Regions from separate parts of the Homo sapiens genome. Here region 1 is linked to region 2. A link is a contact called in ENCODE Hi-C data. All regions are on one chromosome and are shown on one strand. Each heading gives the region's core, a stretch centred on a gene start or an enhancer-like site at or near the end of the contact. The rest is flanking DNA. Distances are from core to core; before and after follow the strand shown. Region 1 has its middle 14 kb from the start of ZNF318. Region 2 holds the start of NFKBIE (NFKB inhibitor epsilon).

Region 1 (3,516 bases), core at 99-2,598, 880 kb after region 2:
ATCTGGTCACTTGAAATGAAGCCATACTTGAGTGAGATTCAGAGGAAGAAAAGGTTCTCCAGCTGGTCCAGTCTGCAGTGCAACTTAGTCCTTGCGATCCTTATAATGTTCAAAGTGTTTGTGGCAGACTGAGGTACTTTATCATCTATGGCATGTCCTGATAGAATAATCATAGCAGAGGCCCTCTGAGCATGCCTTTTGGCAGGTAAATATTCTCTCTTTGAGAATCAGCTCTCAGCTTGCTGCTGGGCCACGGACACAGCATGATCATGGAACCCAGCATGATCACAGCATAATCATGAACTGGCTATCATCTGGTCTTCCTAGGTATAAAGCTGGTTCATACCTAGGACATGGATCCATTATCAAGTAGAAATGACATACACAAAATGAGGCCACAGCAGATCCTGAAAACACAAATGGCTCCTAGCACCCACACCACTACTTCTGCTGCATTGCTATTTCATCTACCACTATAACCAATGAAATGGGCCTTGTTACCAGACTGCAGTGGAATAAAGTCATGATTAGTTTGTAGCTGTCTTCACCTAATGTGCTGGCATTAGAAAGAAATGGGCTGCTGTGATACTGTGGCCCCCAATCAAGGGTGACCCTGAAGGACACTGAGGATAGTCAGGACTTCAAGAAATACAACTACCTGACCAGTTTTCCCAGAAGGAGAAACAGGTTAAGAGTCTACACTGATTTGGCCGGGCCCGGTGGCTCATGCCTGTAATCCCAGCACTTTGGGAGGCCGAGGCAGGTGGATCACGAGGTCAGGAGATCGAGATCATCCTGCCTAGCATGGTGAAACCCCGTCTCTACTAAAAAATACAAAAAAAACCCCAAAAAAATTAGCCAGGCATGGCGGCACGCACCTGTAGTTCCAGCTGCGTGAACCTGGGAGGCAGAGCTTGCAGGGAGCTGAGATCGCGCCACTGCACTCCGGCCTGGGTGACAGAGCGAGACTCCATCTCAAAAAAAAAAAAAAAAAAAAAGAGTCTGAGGTTAATGGTTTGGCTAGATGATTAGGGAGTTAGAAGTGATATTAAAATGAAGTTGGAGAAGTATAATGTGGAAGAACTTCTTAAAATGGTTCCCAAATGTGACAGTATCTGTCATGATTCAGTTGCAGACCACAGATACCACTCTACTTAATTTAAGGGAGAAGGGCGTTATTACCAGGGATCACGTGTGGCTTACACAATATTTGTAAGGGGTAGGGGAAGAAGCTTTAGGTGGAGCTTGTAAGAGCACTCCCCACACCCAGAATCTCACTGATTCTGCTATGCTTGGGTAAGCTATGGCTTCCACTGCAGGAAACCAGCAAATCAGCACGTCGGTAACCACAGAACCACACTTCCTCTGTCATGATTCACAGCAGCAAAGTGAATACTTCATATCCTGCCTCTTTCTCCACATCACTCAGTTAACTGGGTTTCACATTCAAGTCTCATGGGAATATACCTGATTGGCAAAAATCTCAATTACACCTGAAACCATAACTGTAATAGGATCTGAGAAATACAGCTTTTATCTTTCTAGACTCTCAGTATAGAAAGGTACGAAGGAGTTTAGAATGTATGTTGAGAAAACCAGTCTAAGGAGTTTAGAACGTATGTTGAGAAAACCAATCTACTATAATGAGAACATTTGTGCCTCGTGAGTAGAAGAGGGTTATCAACAATCAGGTAGAGAAGATGAACTGCTCTATGGATGGTATCCACCCTTTCCCCTAGTTACACCAGAGTGTGCTGTATGAGCTTGTGAACAAAGTGACCATGGGACCACTGATGGAGGCAATGCATGTTGAGTGTAAAGGCTCAATCACGTGGACGTTCTCACACTAAGATTGACCTGCTACTGCCAGTTTGGACCTCTTCCTTCATGGACAGGGCAGTAATTTATCTTCATTGTAGAAGAAACTTACTTTAAATTTCTATATATTTTTCCTACTCACTGTATTTTTGCCAGCACCATCCAGAAACTTACTGAATGACTCATAAGGCATTCAACATGACATCCCACACAATGATGCTTTTGGCCAAGGGAGTACTTTTACGGTGGAAGAAGTAAGACAGCTGGGATACACAATTCAACTCTTCTGGGATTCCTTATTTAGTTTTATTGTATATTCCAGCTAGTCTTATAGAATAGGCTTACTGAGGTCTTAGTTTTTATTTTGCCAACTGGAGACAACATCTCATAAGATCATAGCGGTATCAGCCGGGTACGGTGGCTCACGCCTGTAATCCCAGCACTTTGGGAGGCCAAGGCGGGTGGATCACTTGAGGTCAGGAGTTCGAGACCAGCCTGACCAACATGGTGAAACCCCATCTCTACTAAAAACACAAAATTAGCCAAGCGTGTTTGGCACATGCCCGTAATCCCAGCCACTCGGGAGGCTGAGGCAGAAGAATAGCTTGAACCCAGGAGCTGGAGGTTGCAGTGAGCCGCAATCGCACCATTGTACTCCAGCCTGGGTGACAAGAGCAAAACTCTGTCTCAAAGAAAGAAAGAAAAAAAAAGATTAGAGTGGTATCCTACAGAATGTGACATAAGCTCTGAAATAGTGACCAACGATGTGGAGCATTTCTCTCATAACCAAAAATATACAAGGGTGGGGATGAGATATATAGGTGAGGTGGTACCTATTACAGTTACACTTGTGGCTGGGCGTGGTAGCTCACACCTGTAACCCCGGCACTTTGGGAGGCTGAGGCAAGGGAATCTCTTGGGCCCAGGAGTTCAAGACCAGCCTGGGGAACATGGCAAAATCCAGTCCCAACAAAAAGTACAAAAAATTAGCAGGGTGTGGTGGCATATACCTATAGTCTCAGCTACTTGGGAGGCTGAGGGGTGGGAGGATTGCTTGAGCCCAGGAGGTTGAGGCTGCAGTGAGCCATGATCATGCCAGCCCGGCCAACAGAGTGGGACAGTTTCTCAAAAAAAAAAAAAAATACACTTGTATCCTTAACAAATTACTACAAACTTGGAAAGTAAAAAACAACACATATTTATTATCTTACAGCTCTGGAGTGCAGAAATCCAAAATGGGTCTCACTGGGCTAAAATTAAGGTGTGGACAGGGCTGTGTTACTTTTGGAGGCCCTAGGTGACAAATCTTGCCTGTTCCCTTGGCTTTTTTAACTTCTGGAGGTTACCCACATTTCTTGGCTCATGGCCCCCCTTTCAAAGCCAGCAATGGCTGGTCGAATCTTTCCCATGATGGAGTGCTCTAATACTGACTCTCCTGCCTCCCTCTTGCTTTTAGAAGGTAACCACTGGTGATTACATTGGGCCCACTTAGATAATAGAGGATCATTTTCCCATCTTCAGGCCAGCTAATTAGCAACCTTAATTCCATCTGCAACCTTAATTCCCTCTTATCATGTAACATATTCATAGGTTTTGAGGATTAAGATGTGGATATCTTTGGGAACTATTATTCTCCCCACTACATCAACTCTGAGCTCTGCTGGTGAGAAATATTCCACCAGTAGGAACAACAGTTTA
Region 2 (3,298 bases), core at 296-2,795:
GTAATTGCCAAGGAGCTTTTTTAGGACCATGGGATTTTTTTGTTGGTCATGGGGGGTGGTTATTGGTTATTACTGTGATAGTCAGTTTTGCTTCCAGTAGAAAGAACAACGTCAGACATTACAGGAGACCTTCCATACATGTTTGTCAAGTAGGTGAATGATGGATGAATAAAATGAGGTTGCAGGGGAAGGGCTGTGGGAAAGCTGGCCTCCCCCCTGCAAAACGTTGCTGTCTACACTCATCCACCTTCCTTTCTCCAATGCTGGAGATGGAAAAGCTACATGTTCCCTTGCGGATAACCCTCTAAGGGCATTGCTGGCGTTAGGCTGATAGCACTTGGAATAGTGGGGAGGAATGAGGGAATAAATCATGGAGCATGGGCTTAGGGCTCACTTGTAGTAGGGTGCTCCCACGGCCTTCCTAGGCCCAGGGACAGTGAAAGAGGAAAGATGTTTTGGGACTAAGATTGGGGCTGTGTTGGGGACCTGAGCAGAGTGCAACCCAGCATGTCTGGGGCCTCCCCAACCTGACCCCACTTCCTTGACTGCTGGGGTTGACCAGAAACTGTAACTACCCAAGGCCAGGGTTTCACCCTTTGAGGAAGAAGAAACTCCACAACCACTTTACTTTTTAGACAACAGTTTCCCTGAGAAGACGCTCTTTCCAAAAAAACATTTTCATGCCCAATTCCATGTGATGTGGGACGTTGACACAGGAGACTGTCTTCCAGGACCCAGGAGAACTGCTCCTTTAAAGATAATGGGAGTCCCCTTTCCCTACCCGTACCCCTGGGCACTGATAGGGAAAGATGAGAAAGCAAGAGAAATTGAGATAAATGGGCAGGGGATAGGAAGCAGTGCTTCCCCATCCCATCGCCTACATGCCCTCCCCCAAAGATGCCAGCTTGTACGGACAATTAATAGATATTTCTTTTAAAACAAATGAATGATCCGGGACCGGTGGCTCACAGCCTGTAATCCCAGCACTTTGGTAGTCCGAGGCAGGCAGATCGCTTGAACCCAGGAGTTCGAGACCAGCCTGGGCAACGTAGCGAGACCCCCGTCTCTACTTGTAGTCCCAGCTACTCGAAAGGCTGAGGCAGGAGAATCGCTTGAACCCAGGAGGCGGAGGTTGCAGTGAGCAGAGATCAACCACTGCACTCCAGCCTGGGCAACAGAGCAAGACTTCGTCTCAAAAAAATAAAAAATAAAAATAAAACAAATGAATTAAGAAATAGAAGTGAAAGAAGGAAACAGTACATGCGTGGAACTAATGAATGGAGTGAAGGAGGAAGGGGGAAAGAGTGAATGAATGAATGAATGAATGAGTGAATGAATCAACGAAGGAGTGAGTCAAGGCCCGGGAACCACAGACTCCAAGCCTACGCAGAGCCCGGGAAGGGGGATTCCGGAGGGGCGGGGCCTCTTTCCGGAAGCGCCCGCCGGGGGCGGGGAGGGGGCGGGGCCATCCGCGTGAGGCGACCCTGTTGGTCCGGAGGGGCGGGGCGAGGAGGAGGACCCGCTTGGGCGGTTCGGCTGCCCACAGTAACCGCTGGGTGGACCTGGCCAGCGCTCCGAACCTTGTCCTCGCTGCGCGCCGGCCCCTCGGAGCCCCACAGCCCGGGAAGGAGGCCGCCGCGGGCCGGGCGCCCGCTCTGCCAAGCGGACCCGCAACCCGGAAAGGCGGCGCGGCGGAGCCTGGAGCCGGATCCTGCTCAGACCGGGCCCCGGCCGGCCAGAGCCGCGGGCATGTCGGAGGCGCGGAAGGGGCCGGACGAGGCGGAGGAGAGCCAGTACGACTCTGGCATTGAGTCTCTGCGCTCTCTGCGCTCCCTACCCGAGTCCACCTCGGCTCCAGCCTCCGGGCCCTCGGACGGCAGCCCCCAGCCCTGCACCCATCCTCCGGGACCCGTCAAGGAACCACAGGAGAAGGAAGACGCGGATGGGGAGCGGGCTGATTCCACCTATGGCTCCTCCTCGCTCACCTACACCCTGTCCTTGCTGGGGGGCCCCGAGGCTGAGGACCCGGCCCCACGCCTGCCACTCCCCCACGTGGGGGCGCTGAGCCCTCAGCAGCTGGAAGCACTCACTTACATCTCCGAGGACGGAGACACGTGAGTATGGGGGCTAGGCTGAATCGGGATGCTAACTCTGGGCCTGCCCAAGAGCCGCAACAGGTCGGGCACCCCCACTCCCCCGTGAAGATCCTTCAAGTCCCCATTCGCTCTTCCAAACTCCAGACTTAACTCTCAGCCCACTTTTGAGGTCCAGCTAGGCCATGGAATCATCTCTGTCCTCCCATTTCGGGGTGGGCAGAGCTGGCAGGACCCTTAACCCAGCCAGCATCTTGGAAATCTACCAATAATCCACCCTTAGGAAGAGAAAATTCCCCTGACCAAGTCCAGTTTTTTTGTTTCTTCTTGCTGGGGAAGGGGACATCCTTATTTGCTCAATATCTGGGATTCCCAGTTCCTGACCTCAGAATGCTCTGTCTCAAGGAACAACAGGTGCCAGTTACAGGTTGCCAGTCGGGGCCAGGAAGCTAGGCATGGGGGGTGCCACCAGGGTGTAGGTTTGGGACTGGTCCTCAGGAGGATGGGGTGAGCCAGGCTGGGGCACTCTTGCCCCAGCAGACAGACAGGCGGCTGGCTGCCCCAGCTTACTTCCTCCTCTGCTAAGAAAGGGGAAGTGAGGGCTAGAGTCAGCGTCCCTGACATCCTCTACCTCCAGAGCCCCCAGTCCCACTAACTGTCGTGTCTCACTCCCTCACTTAACCCTTCCTCCTCCAGACCCAGATGGAGTTTGGTGGGAGTGGGCCAGAGGGCAGTTGAAGTAAAAGGCAGTTGTGTGGGATGGGTTGGCCAGTTGAGGATTTAGCCCCCCAGGAAGAAGAAAACATTGACAGAGGAGGGAAAGGTTGGGAACTGGGGATGAGAAATAGAGTTGGGGAGGGCTGGAATCCCTGGTCAAGGGTGCTCATATAAATAGGAGTAGGGGAGGCAGGAGGTGGCTGTCCTAACCTGCTTTTTGGAGATGCAGGGTCCTAATCCTGGGTGGCCATTGATAAAGACAGCTGGTGGACCCAGTGGGTGGGAGAGGAGTGACCCAGTCCTTTCTGTACTCTGCCTGGATCACCAGCCCTCAGGCCCAGAACCCCAAGGTTTTGGGGGCTGCACGCAAGATACCTCTGATGACCTTTGATCCAAGGAGAGGGGACTTTTGACATTGCCGTCTTTTGTTAGCCTCTCAGCCCCAGCCTTTTCCATCTCTAGTTAGAAGCAGGTGTTGTGTCCAGATT

What was found. A loop is a pair of places that touch in the nucleus more often than their neighbours do. Pooled maps may share reads with other maps.
Region 1: a map with no recorded cell type shows a loop between it and region 2 (9-fold over the local background). The contact joins the enhancer-like site here to the promoter of NFKBIE in region 2. A Hi-C loop is called at or near these places in 7 of 37 single-sample maps with no recorded cell type and 3 of 50 pooled maps.

Annotation. Positions count from the first base shown.
Region 1 is chr6:43,381,728-43,385,243 of GRCh38, reverse strand. No RefSeq gene overlaps it. Among named protein-coding and RNA genes, the nearest start is that of ZNF318, 14 kb to the right of the region's middle. RefSeq lists an enhancer at 1,566-1,745. Within about 2 kb of position 1,348, at least 9 of the 41 ENCODE cell types and tissues checked have a DNase peak (open chromatin) inside an H3K27ac peak, as active enhancers do.
Region 2 is chr6:44,263,798-44,267,095 of GRCh38, reverse strand. NFKBIE (NFKB inhibitor epsilon) reads left to right here and starts at 1,545. Exons shown (of 6, transcript NM_004556.3): 1 at 1,545-2,114. The coding sequence starts at 1,750. RefSeq lists a silencer at 1,331-2,000 and enhancers at 1,919-2,418, 2,811-3,040.